Regions from separate parts of the Homo sapiens genome. Here region 1 is linked to region 2. The links are chromatin contacts, found by Hi-C or POLR2A ChIA-PET in ENCODE. All regions are on one chromosome and are shown on one strand. Each heading gives the region's core, a stretch centred on a gene start or an enhancer-like site at or near the end of the contact. The rest is flanking DNA. Distances are from core to core; before and after follow the strand shown.

Region 1 (6,009 bases), core at 1,427-3,926, 180 kb after region 2:
TGACCTTGGGAAACTTTCTCAATTTCCCTAGTCTCAGTCCCTGCATCTGTAAAATGGGGATAATTAGGGACCCCCTGGGCACCTCTTGCGAGTGGATACACCTCTTTCAGCAAGCAGAATGTGGCTGGACTTCAGCCCTTGTTGCCTGAACAGTTTGCAGTGAACAGACTGTGTAACTGTACTTGGCAGCCTTTGGGGAAAATCAGCCGCCACTGCAGGGCAAAGTACGGCCAATAGGCCAGTCTGACCCAAAGCCTGGTTTTGTACCTCCTGTGAGCTAAGAATGGCTTTTATATTTTCAAAAGATCAAAAAACAATCAAAGAATAATAATATTCCAACCAGGTGGGGTGGTTCATGCCTTTAATCCCAGCACTTTGGGAGGCTAAGTGGGGAGGATCTCTTGACCCCAGGAGCTTGAGACCAAACTGGGGAACATAAGGAGAGTCCATATCTACAAATAAATAAATAAATAAATAGCCAGGTATGGTGGTGCATGCCTGTAGTCCCAGCTACTTGGGAGGCTGAGGCGGGAGGATTGCTTGAGCCCAGGAGGTCAAGGCCGCAGTGAGCTCAGATTGTGCCATGCACTCCAGCCTGGGTCACAGAGTGAGATTCTGTCTCAAAAATAAATAAACACATTAAAAATTTTTTTTTAATTTAAAAAAAGATTATTCCATGACACGTGACAGTGATACGAAATTCACTTTTCTGTGTCCATCAGTAAAGTTGTATTGGCTCACAGCCACACCCATTTGTGTACATTTTGTCTATGGCTGCTTGTGTGCTTCAACAACAGAGTTGCGTCATGGTATAAAGTTGAAAACATCAACTATTTGGCCATTTACAGAAAAAGGTTTGCTGAACCCCAAATTAATATATGGAGAAAATTCAGCACAGCTCCTGGCACACAATAGGTGTTTAATAAATTGCTGTTGCTATTATTATCTTATAATTTTTAAATTTCACTTTATTTTTTATTTTTTGAATTGACAAATAATGATTGTACATATTCATGGGGTACACAGTGATGTTTCTTTTTGTTTGTTTGTTTGTTTTGAGACGGAGTCTTGCTCTGTTGCCCAGGCTGGAGTGCAGTGGTGCAATCTCAGCTCACTGCAACTTCCACCTCCTGGGTTCAAGTGATTCTCCTGCCTCAGCCTCCCGAGTAGCTGGGATTACAGGCACGTGCCACCATGCCCAGCTAATTTTTGTATTTTTAGTAGAGACAGGGTTTTGTCATGTTGGCCAGGCTGGTCTTGAACTCCTGACCTCAAGTGATTCACCTACTGTGGCCTCCCAGACTGCTGGGAGTACAAGCGTGAGCCACCACGCCCAGCCCGTTTGTTTGTTTTGAGACAGGGTCTCACTCAGTGACCCAGACTGCAGTGCATGGTGCAATCGGCTCACTGCAGCCTCTAACTCCTCGGCTCAAGAGATCCTCCCACCTCAGCTTCCTAAGTAGCTGGGACTACGGGGCCGAGCGCAGTGGCTCACACCTGTAATCCCAGCATTTTAGGAGGCTGAGGCAGTAGTCTCTACTAAAAATACAAAAATTAGCCTGGGCATGGTGGGGCACACCTCTAGTCCCAGCTACTCGGGAGGCTGAGGCAGGAGAGTAACTTGAACCCGAACCTGGGAGGTGGAGGTTTGCAGTGAGCCACGATTGCGCCACTGTACTCCAGCTTGAGCGAGACTCTGTCTCAAAAAAAAAAAAAAAAAAAAAAGAAAAGAAAAGAAAAAAGAAATAAAATAAGAATAAACCAAGTAGCTGGGACTACAGGTACGTGCCACTGTGCCTGGCTAATTTTGTTTGTTTTATTTTATTAATTAATTAATTTATTTTATTTTATTTTTTTGAGATGGAGTCTCGCTCTGTCACCCAGGATGGAGTGCAGTGGCACGATCTCGGCTCACAGCAACCTCCACCTCGCAGGTTCAAGCACTTCTCCCTGCCTCAGCCTCCCGAGTATCTGGAATTACAGGCGCCCGCCACCACGCCCGGTTAATTTTTGTATTTTTTTAGTAGAGATAAGGTTTCGCCATGTTGGCCAGGCTGGTCTTGAACTCCTGACCTCAGGTGATCTGTCCATCTTGGCCTCCCAAAGTGCTGGGATTACAGGCGTGAGCCGTCATGCCCGGCCTGTTTTTGTTTTTATCTATAAGCTGAGGCAGTGCTGAAAATGTTGAGACAGGGTCTCACTTTGTTGCCCAGGCTGGAGTGCAGTGGCACAATCATAGCTCACTGCAGCCTCTACCTCCTGGGCTCAAGAGCAATCCTCCCACCTCAGCCTCCTGAGTAGCTGGGAGTACGGGCACACACCACCACGCCTAGCTAACTAAAAACTTTTTTTTTTTTTTTTTTTTTTTGTGGAGACAAGGTCTTGCCTTGTTGCCCAGGCTGTTCTCAAACTCCTGGCCTCAACTGATCCTCCTGCCTTGGCCTCCCAAAGTCCTGAGATTACAGGGGTGAGTCACTGCACCAGGCCACATAATGGTTTCGATACATATAATGTATGATGAGCAGATCAGGGTCATTAGCATATCCATCATCTCAAACATGTATCATTTATTTGTGTTGAGAACATTCAGTATCCTTCTTCTAGCTATTTGAAACTTTATATCATATGGCAGGATGTGGTGATTCATGCCTGTAATCCTAGCACTTTGGGAAGCTAAGGTGGGTGGATCGCTTGAGCACAGGAGTTCCAGACCAGCCTGGGCAACAAAGCAAGTTGAGAAACTCCGTTTCTACTGAAAATAGAAAAATTAACTGGGCGTGGTATCATGCACCTGTAATCCTAGCTACTCGGGAGGCTGAGGCATGAGAATCACTTGAACCCAGGAGGCAGAGGTTGCAGTGAGCCAAGATCACACCACTGCACTACAGCCTGGGAGACAGAGCAAGACCCCATCTCAAAAAAAAAAAAAAAAAAAAAAGAATTAAAAAATTAAAGGCATGTGCTCTCAGCCCCTGTAGGGGTCTCCCGGCCTAGGGTTGTTTGAGGGGTCCATGTGGCATCCTTCCTGCCTGTCCCAGGGACTTGCCGTGAGCGTGTTGAGGGGGAGGAGGAAAAGGGGTTGTCCACTCCTTGAAGGCCTTGACTCCTTTTCTCTCTGCACACAGCACCTTCCACATCCGAATCTGATGGCACCACAGAGGAGCCGAGCTATAGGAGGGCGGGGTGACCCCTCACCCGCTGTGGACTCTGGTTTCTGAGAATAAACACAAGTCACTGAGTCACACCTGCTGGGAGGACACATTTTTCCACCTTAAAACTGGAAGATGGGAGGGAGGCGGCGTAGAATTTTATCTTTGACTTTGCTGTGTGACCCTGAGTGTGGCCACACCCTCTCTGGGCCACGATCTCCCTGTTTGTACAAGGAAGGGGTGACTCCTAGATCGTCTTCACTGTGAAGGCTGGAAATGCCTTGTTGTGGGTGTCCGTGGCGGAGGTGAGGTGGTGGGGAGATCGGGCCCGTGCTGTCCTACCCCAGGGTTCCCACTCTGAAGGCCAAACCTCACCCTTCACTACTCAAGTTTCTTTTTATCCCTCAAACCCTGAGTCATCAAAGGGATTGAAACTTTTCCTCCCGGGCTGACTCATTAGAGCTGCCAAGAGGAGACCACTGATTGGGAGGGGTGGAAATGTCATTCACTGAGGTGGCTGCTGCACTTTACAGTTTATGATGCATCTGCCCCCTAACGTGACACTGACCCCCTATAACATCCCTGCAGAGTTGGCCGAGGATCATGCCCTCATTTGGAGGGAGCAGAGTGACTTGCCTAAGGCCACCCCACAAGTCATTTGCAGGGGCGGGCTTGAACCCAGGTGCACCTCATACCAGATCCCAGATGTCTGAACCTTGTACATTTGGGGAACCCCACACCCCCTCCACCTGGGGTTGCCCCAGGGCCCCCATCTATGCCCCAGTCAGTCCAAGGAGTAGTCACTCCTGCAACCAAGACCAGCCCCTAGGGACCTTCCCAGACACCTCCATTGTACAGTATGTCATGTCTAGAGAGCTCACTCCCATCTTAACCCGCTAATAAATTAAGCAGCTACTGGGCTGGGCACGGTGGCTCAAGCCTGTAACCCCAGCATTTGGGAGGCCAAGGTGGGCAGATTGTCTGAGCCCAAGAATTTGAGACCAGCCTCAGCAACGTGGTGAAACCCTGTCTCTACCAAAAATACAAAAATTAGCTGGGTGTGGTGGTGCATGCCTGTAGTCCCAGCTACTTGGGAGGCTGAGGTGGGAGGATCGCTTGAGCCCAGGAAAGGGAAGTTGTAGTGACCAGAGATCGTGCTACTGCACTCCAGCCTGGGCAATAGAGCGAGACTCTGTCCAAAAAAAAAAAAAAAAAGGAGCCAGGCACAGTGGCTCACGCCTGTAATCCCAACACTTTGGGAGGCTGAGGCGGGTAGATCGCCTGAGCCCAGCAATTCGAGACCAGCCTGGGCAGCATGGTGAAACCCTGTCTCTACCAAAAATACAAAAAGTAACTGGATGTGGTGGTGCATTCCTGTAGTCCCAGCTACTCAGGAGGCTGAGGCAGGAGAATCAATTGAACCAGGAGGCAGAGGTTGCAGTGGACCGAGGTCGAACCACTGCACTCCAGCCTGGGCGACAGACCAAAACTCCTCCGTCTCAAAGAAAAAGAAAAAAAAAGAAAAACACCTACTGTGCACCAAAGTCCCAGGTTTTACATGCATTCTGCCAGTTCATCCTGAAGAGGGACTGCTCTTCTCATTTTCCAGGTAAGAAAGTAGGCCCAGAGATGTCTAGACTTGCCAAAGGTCACACAGCCCCACAACCTAGGATTCCCTCCAGAGCCCTCCACCATCATGGCCCTGTGATGCCTCCTCCGTCCCCAGCCTTTTTTTTTTTTGAGATGGAGTCTTGCTCTGTCACCCAGTCTGGAGTCTTGCTCTGTCACCCAGGCTGGAGTGCAGTGGCTTGGTCTTGGCTCACTGCAACCTCCGCCTCCCAGGTTCAAGCGATTCTCCTGCCTCAGTCTCCTGAGTAGCTGGGATTACAGGCGCAAGCCACCATGCCTGGCTAATTTTTGTAGTTTTTAGTAGAGACGGGGTTTCACCATGTTGGCCAGGCTGGTTTTGAACTCCTGACCTCAGGTGATCCACCTGCCTTGGCCTCCCAAAGTGCTGGGATTAGAGGTGTGAGCCACTGCGTCCGGCCAGCTTTTTCTTTCTTTTTTTTTTTTTTCTTTTCTGAGACAAGGTCTCTCTCTGTTGCTCAGGCTGAAGTGGGGTGATCATGACTCACTGCAGCCTTGAACTCCTGGGGTCAGATGATCCTCCCGTCTCAGCCTCCCAAATAGCTGGGACTACAGGTGTGTGCCACTACACCTGGCTAATTTTTTGAATTTTTGTAGATACGAGGCCTTGCCATGTTGCCCAGGCTGGTCTTGAAATCCTGGGCTTGAGCAATCCTCCCACCTCCCACCCTCCTCAAGTGCTGGGATTACAGGCATGAGCCACCACACACGGCTGCCTCTTCCCTTTTTTTTTTTTGAGACAGACTCTTCACTCTGTCACTCAAGCTGGAGTGCAGTGGTATGATCTTGGCTCACTGCAAGCTCCGCCTCCTGGGTTCACGCCATTCTCCTGCCTCAGCCTCCCGAGTAGCTGGGACTAAAGGTGCCCGCCACCACACCTGGCTAATTTTTTGTATTTTTAGTAGAGACGGGGTTTCACCGTGTTAGCCAGGATGGTCTCAATCTCCTGACCTCATGATCCACCTGCCTCGACCTCCCAAAGTGCTGGGATTACAGGTGTGAGCCACCACGCCCGGCTGCCTCTTCCCTTTTTAAAGGAAAGACGCTCATGTGCTTCTCCTGAAGCCAACACTGATGATGTCCAAGTGCCTACTGCACACCAGGCCCTCAACACAACTCGTCTCCTTCATCTGCATGAAAACCCCAGGAGGAAGGCATGAACAGCCAATGGTGCCGCTGGGGACACACTCGGAGTTGAGCCTGGACGAAGCTC
Region 2 (6,770 bases), core at 718-3,217:
AAAATACAAAAAATTAGCCGGGTGTGGTGGCGGGCACCTGTAGTCCCAGCTACTTGGGAGGCTGAGGAGAATGGTGTGAACCCAGGAGGCGGAGCTTGCAGTGAGCCGAGATCGCACCACTGCACTCCAGCTGGCTGAAAAAGCAAAACTCTGTCTCAGGAAAAAAAAAATTATTCATTTATTTTATTTTATGTATGTGTTTATTTATTGAGACAGGGTCTCACTCTGTTGCCCAGGCTGGAGTGCAGTGGTGCGATCTCGGCTCACTGCAGCCTTCGCACCCCGGGCTCAAGTGATCCTCCCATTTCAGCCTTCTGAATAGCCGGGGCTATAGGCATGCAGCACCACGCCTGGCTAATTTTTGTATGTTTTCTAGAGATAGAGTCTCACTACTTTGTGCAGGCTGGTCACAAACTCCTGAGCTCAAGGGATCCTCCCAAAGTGTTGGGGTTACAGGTGTGAGCCACCATTCCTGGCCTAAATTTATTTTTAATTTATAGAAATTTTTATTCTTTTTTTATTTTTTTAGAGACAGGTTGTCACTATGTTGCCCGGGCTGGATTCAAACTCCTAGGCTCAAGCAATCCTCCCGCCTCGGCCTCTGGAGTAACTGGGCCTACAGGTGCATGCCACTGCATCCAGCTCCACTTTAACCACTTTTTTTTTAAAAAAACCACTTTCAAGTGCGTGGTTCAGCAGTGTTAAATATATTCACACCATTCTGCAACAGATCTCTAGAACTTTCTCATTTTGTGAAATTGACACTCTGTACCCATTGAGCAATTCCCCATAACCCCACTTCCGCCTCCTAGCCAGTGGTACTGGTTTTTGTTATTATTCATTCAGATGGGTATTATTCTTATTATTTTAGATGGAGTCTCACTGTGTCACCTGGGCTGTAGTGCAGTGGCACGATCTCAGCTCATGTAACCTCCGCCTCCCGGGTTCAAGCAATTCTCCTGCCTCAGCCTCCCGAGCAGCTGGGATTACAGGTGCCCGCCACTAAGCCCAGCTAATTTTTTTGTATTTTTAGTAGAGATGGGCTTTCACTATGTTGGCCAGGCTGGTCTCGAACTCCTGACCTTGTGATTTGCCCGCTTCGGCCTCCCAAAGTGCTGGGATTCCAGGCTTCAGCCACCGCACCCGGCCCAGATGAGTATTATTAAAGCTATGGTTACTGTCCAGGGATTGCTTTGAGCTTTTAGAGCAGGGCCTGTATATTCTAGCTCCACTACCCAAGAACCGACTGAGGGGCAGTTCTGTCTGTATTAACTAAGCTACTACATTATTCCTCATTATAGGAATGGAATCTCATTGTAAAGGAAACCGGTGTGGTGGAGGGGAAGTCCCAGCCCTGCGTCTCCATTCCGTGCCATTGTACGAAGGTCATGGGAGAGAAGGGGGCTCGAGTGTCCTGGGTGCCTTCTATGGACCAAGCACTTTCTCGACCACCATTCAGATGGTCACATCCAAGACCAAGATGTTCACTTGAATTCAGAGGCTTGGCCAGGGGACTTTCCATTTGACAGGGACAGATGCCATTGCCTCTCTGTGGCACTGCCTGGCTGCATCACGAGCTTGTCTCTGCTTCAACAGTGGTTATTTTTATAGCTGACAATGAGACTTACTGGAAATGGTTTGGCACTCATGCGTAGAAAGCGCCTGTATTTAAATTTGAGGAGTCGGAGTGCCTGGGCCCTGGAAGATGGGTGGTTCTTCAGGCCCTTGGCCAAGACCTTTAAGCCATAGAGCAGATCCCTTCCAGCCCAGGAAAAATTCCAGGGATTCTCAGCCTTTCTGAGGACTGGTTCTCTCAGAGCATCTGTTTGAAGCCTTGGAACTGTCATCCTTTCTCTTGTCTGAGGGCCCTCCAGCCCTCACGGCTCACCCCAGTCCATTCATGTTACGCAGCAGAGCTCTTGTCAGCTTGTAAAACTGAAACTCTGCCCCCACTAAATACTCATTCCCCATTTCCTCCTCCCCCAGCCCCTCGCACCCACCATTCTACTTCCTGTCTCTATGAATCTGATGCATGGACTCATACAGTATTTCTCTTTTTGTGTCTGGCGTATTTCACTTAGGATAGTTCCTGTTGGAGCATGTATGTGTCAGAATCTTTCTCTTTTTCTTTTCTTTTCTTTTCTTTTTTTTTTGAATTGTAGTCTTGCACTGCTGCCCAGGCTGGAGTGTAATGGCGTGATCTCGGCTCACTGCAACCTCCGCCTCCTGGGTTCAAACAATTCTCCTGCCTCAGCCTCCCGAGTAGCTGGGATTACAGGCACGCACCGCCACGCCCAGCTAATTTTTGTATTTTTAGTATAGACTGGGTTTCACCATGTTGGCCAGGCTAGTTTCGAACTCCTGACCTCATGATCCGCCCGCCTCGGCCTCCCAAAGTGTTGGGATTACAAGCGTGAGCCACCGCGCCCGGCCCTATAATCTCTTTCTTTTTAAAAACTGAATACTATTCCATTGTCTGGATAGATGGATAGACCACATTTTGTTTATCCATTCATTCATCAGTGGATACTCGGTCCAAACTTTATGTTATATTGACAAAATAACTGTATTAAAAATAGTAATGTGGCTGCGCATGGTGGCTCATGCCTGTAATCCCAGCATTTTAAGAGGCCAAGGTGGGTGGATCACTTGAGGTCAGGCATTTGAGACCCTTCTGGCCAACACAGTGAAACCCGTCTCTACTAAAAATACAAAAATTAGCTGGGAGTGGTGGCGGGCGCCGGTAATTCCAGCTGCTGGGGAGGCCGAGGCAGGAGAATCACCTGAACCTGGGAGGCGGAGGTTGCAGTTAGCCGAGATTGCACCACTGCACTCCAGCGTGGGCGACAGAGCAAGACTCCGTCTGAAAAAAAAAGTAACGTTTTACAACAGAAGCAACTTATTCTCAATTGCTTTTTTTACACCTTAAAATTGAGCTGAAATTCACATAACATAAAACTAACCATGAAGTGTACACGGTAGTGGCATTTCGTGCATTCACAATGTTGTGCAACCATCACCTCTGTCTAATTCCAGAACATTTGCATCCCCCAAGAGGAGACCCTGTCCCCATCAGCAGCCACTCCCCATTCCCCTCCCCCAGCCCCTGGCAGCCACTCATCTGCTTCCTGTCTCTCTGGATTTGCCTGTTCTGGGCATTTTGTATCAGTGGAATCTCACACTATGTGGGCTTTCGCGTCTGGCTTCTCTCACTCAGAATGTTTTGGGGGCTCATCCACATTGTAGCATGGATCAGTGCTTCATTCCTTTTCATGGCTGAATAATATTCCATTGTATGTATGGATCACAGTTTTCTTATTCATTCTCTAATGGACACTTGGGTTGTTTCTACTTTTTGGCTGTTATGAATAGTGCTTTGATGAACATCCCAATTGTTTTTTGAGACAGTCTCACTCTGTCGCCCAGCAGGTTGGAGTGCAGTGGAGCAATATTAGCTCACTGCAGCCTCTGCCTCCCGGGTTCAAGTGATCCCCCTGCCTCAGCCTCCCGAGTAGCTGGGATTACAGGTGCACTCCACCATGCCTGGCTAATTTTTGTTGGCCAGGCTGGTCTGGAAGTCCTGGGCTCAAGTGATCTGCCCGCCTCGGCTTCCCAGAGTGCTGGGATTACAGGCATAAGCCACTCACTGCTCTGGGCCCCCAGTTTCTTTAAGCAAGCAAACAATAATAAAAGTTAATTGCCAAAACTTTTCCTCCAGGCAACAACCTTTCAGGGACCTCTCCCACTTAAAAAAGCACCAAAGGAGATGCACATTTACATTTAAGAAAGGCCCAGTTCAAGGTCAGGTCGTGGGCAGACACCCTCCCTCCGCCCGTGCTGAAGTTAGCTCCTGGTGGGGCAGTTGCTGGTGACGTCAGGATTCTGTAAAAACATGGAATTTCTCCACCCCCAACCTGCCTCCCAGAGACCAGCGGAATTAAGTAGAATGAATGGGCTTGTTTCCTTGGATTTTTTTTCTCTCTCTCTCTCATTTATTTATTTAGAGACAGGGTCTCTCTCTGTTGCCTAGGCTGAAGTGTAGTGGCATGATCTTAACTCACTGCAACGTCCACCTCCTGGGTTCAAACAATTCTCAGCCTCCCCAGCAGCTGGGACTACAGGCATGCACCACCACACCGGGCTAATTTTTTTTTTCTTTTTTTTTTAAATTAGAGACAGGGTTTCGCCATGTTGGCCAGGCTGGTTTCAAAATCCTGACCTCAGGTGATCTGCCCGCCTTGGCCTCCCAAAGTGCTGGGATTACAGGCATGAGCCACCGCACCCAGCCTAGAAATTATGTTTAGATTAATTTTTTAGTGATTATTATTCAGCCAGGCACAGTGGCTCATGCTTGTAATCTCAGCACTTTGGAAGGCCGAGGCGGGTGGATCACCTGAGGTCAGGAGTTCAATAAATTATTATTACTATTATTATTTTAAGGACAGGGTCTTGCTCTGTTGCCCAGGCTGGAGTGCAACGGTGCAATCATAGCTCATTGCTGTCTCGACCTCCTGGCCTCTAGGGATCCTTCTGCCTCAGCCTCCTAAGTAGCTGGGACCACGGGTGCACATCACCATGCCCAGCCCTGTCTCCCTCTCTCACTAATGGGCACCATTCCTTCACTGAGCACCTACTATGTGTCAGGCATAGCCCAGATTCCATCCATTTGAGATAGAGCCCGGCCAAGATAGCTGCTAAGAGCCCAGCTCTACAGAGGAGGAAAGAGACTGAGAGCCGCCTTCCCGTGCCTGAGGTTGACAGTGGTGACATAAGGAACTGAGCTTAGATTTGTCCAGGGCCCCTGGCCAGTGCCTCCCGAGTCACTGAGAGCTCAGATCCAAGCATCAGGGAATAGCAGCCCCGCCAGCAATTCTTGTACAGATGCAGGGAGGGAGGTTGGTGGGAACGGCCTCCAACTTCTGAGATGAGAAACCCTTCCTTCGACAAATCTCTGTATGACTCAAAACGAGCTCCCGGCAAGGTGGCCCGAGTCACCACCAGGGCACATTGAGGAAATGAGATGTCAGGATGTGTTTGCGGTTTGGGGTTCAACGGAAACACACCAGGAATGTGGAGAATTCTGCCCCAAGAGCCAGGATCGGTGCCTCTGAGTTACATTAAAGCCAAGAGGAGTGGGATGGGGCTGGCCAGACTTCTGATTCCTGAGTTTTTTCCCTGGAGCTGGAACATCTCATAGCTCCGAGGCTGCAGACGAGGGCTTGGCTGTGAAGTGTGTCTCTCGATCTTGGGACAGTCCCCAGAAAGGCCAACCTGGGGTCAAGGTTGAAAGTGGAGGGCAATTCAGGAGGCAGCCTGCGGAGTTACAGCAGCCTGCTGAGTGGCGCCTGGCATTCGGTGGGCGAGGCGCTATTTCCTGAATGACTGTGTCCATTTAGAGCCACGTGTCTCGGCGAGTGGCCCATGGACGGATGCATGGCCGAGCCAGAGTGCCTGCTCGTGTGCCAGCTCCCGGACCCTGCCAGAGGGCCCCCAGTTGGGATTCTACCCACTCGAGAGGATGCGGGTGGAGGGAGGCTGAGCACCCAGCAGGGTGGCAGGAAACAGCACTCTCGGTTTACTTTTCTCACCAGCCCTGGTGGGAGGGAGCTGTGGCTCAGAGAGGGCCAGGCGTGCGCCCAGGGCCATGGCCAGGGGCAAGGGGCAGAGGTAGGGGCAGCCAGGGCTGAGGGACTCTGAATGCTGTCTACGCTGCATACTACGTGCTCTACCCAGCATCTCCAGGCAGCCAGGGCCAGCGGATCCAAGTCCCCGTCTACACTACACGCTGCACACTCTACCCAGCATCATCTTGGCCTTGAGGTCAGAAATTCTGTCATCCCAGGAATCCTTGGATTTTGTGTGTTGCTCTCTGTGACTATGACAGGGGAGTAAAACCACTGTCCCCTTCACGGTCCTGACCCCTTGTCAACCAGGTCCCCCGAGTCATTCAGCACCCCTCTCTGCTGCTGCCCAGTCTAGTGGGAAGGAGGAGCCAGCCACAGATCTGGCGCTCCCACCCTGTGAGGTCCAAGCTGGCACGGGGCAGGCTGGGGTGCTTCTATGGGAATCAGGGCAGGCTTCCCAGTGGAGGTGATGCCGGAGCCAGGCCTTGGGGGGCGGACTGGCATCTGCCCCACGGACACACAGGAAGGGCTTTTTGCCATGAGGAACAGCCTGTGCAAAGATGTGGGATTGGGGAAGGGTCACAGGAGTTGGAGGACCTGGAGATGTGGATGGGAGCAGGGGATGCTGTTGTGGGAGGGGTCCTGACTAAAGCTGGGGACACGTGGCAGCCCCCCAGAAGCGGACCTCCAGTGGAGTCCCCACTGGCAGCCTTGAAGCTGTGGGGAGCAGCCACTCTTGGTGTTCCCCACAGTGATCTTGGGGGAATCATCCACTCTAGAAGCTACGAGCCCACAGGAGCCCTCAGAACTCACTAGGGCAACATCCAGAAGAGCCCATGCACATCTCATATCTGCAGAGAGAGCCCCAGGTGCACTGAGTCCCTGCACAAAGCCGGACTGGTCCCCACTCAGGAGCTTAGGCCCCTAAAGGACCTTCCCACTGCTAGAATGTTTTTTTGTCTTTTTTTTTTTTGAGGTGGAGTGTTGCTTTTTTGCCCAGGCTGGAGTGCAATGATGCGATCTCAGCTCACTGCAACCTCCGCCTCCCGGGTTCAAGCGATTCTCCTACCTCAGCCTCCTGAGTAGCTGGGATTATAGGTGCCTGCCACCATGCCCAGCTAGTTTGTTTTGTGTGTGTGTGTGTGT

What was found. A loop is a pair of places that touch in the nucleus more often than their neighbours do. ChIA-PET counts read pairs that join two places held with the same protein, here RNA polymerase II (POLR2A). Pooled maps may share reads with other maps.
Region 1: a loop to region 2 is called in a pooled map, with 2.0 times the contacts of the local background. The contact joins two enhancer-like sites. A Hi-C loop is called at or near these places in 1 of 50 pooled maps. POLR2A ChIA-PET finds 5 or more read pairs at or near these places in 3 of 52 experiments (T-cell, activated CD4-positive, alpha-beta T cell and activated T-cell).

Annotation. Positions count from the first base shown.
Region 1 is chr19:16,158,603-16,164,611 of GRCh38, reverse strand. It overlaps CIB3 (calcium and integrin binding family member 3), which reads left to right. Exons shown (of 6, transcript NM_054113.4): 6 at 3,126-3,244. The coding sequence ends at 3,147. Among named protein-coding and RNA genes, the nearest start is that of CIB3, 12 kb to the left of the region's middle. RefSeq lists an enhancer at 4,245-4,334. Within about 2 kb of position 2,676, at least 4 of the 41 ENCODE cell types and tissues checked have a DNase peak (open chromatin) inside an H3K27ac peak, as active enhancers do.
Region 2 is chr19:16,337,339-16,344,108 of GRCh38, reverse strand. No RefSeq gene overlaps it. Among named protein-coding and RNA genes, the nearest start is that of KLF2, 16 kb to the right of the region's middle. RefSeq lists an enhancer at 1,299-1,528. Within about 2 kb of position 1,967, at least 21 of the 41 ENCODE cell types and tissues checked have a DNase peak (open chromatin) inside an H3K27ac peak, as active enhancers do.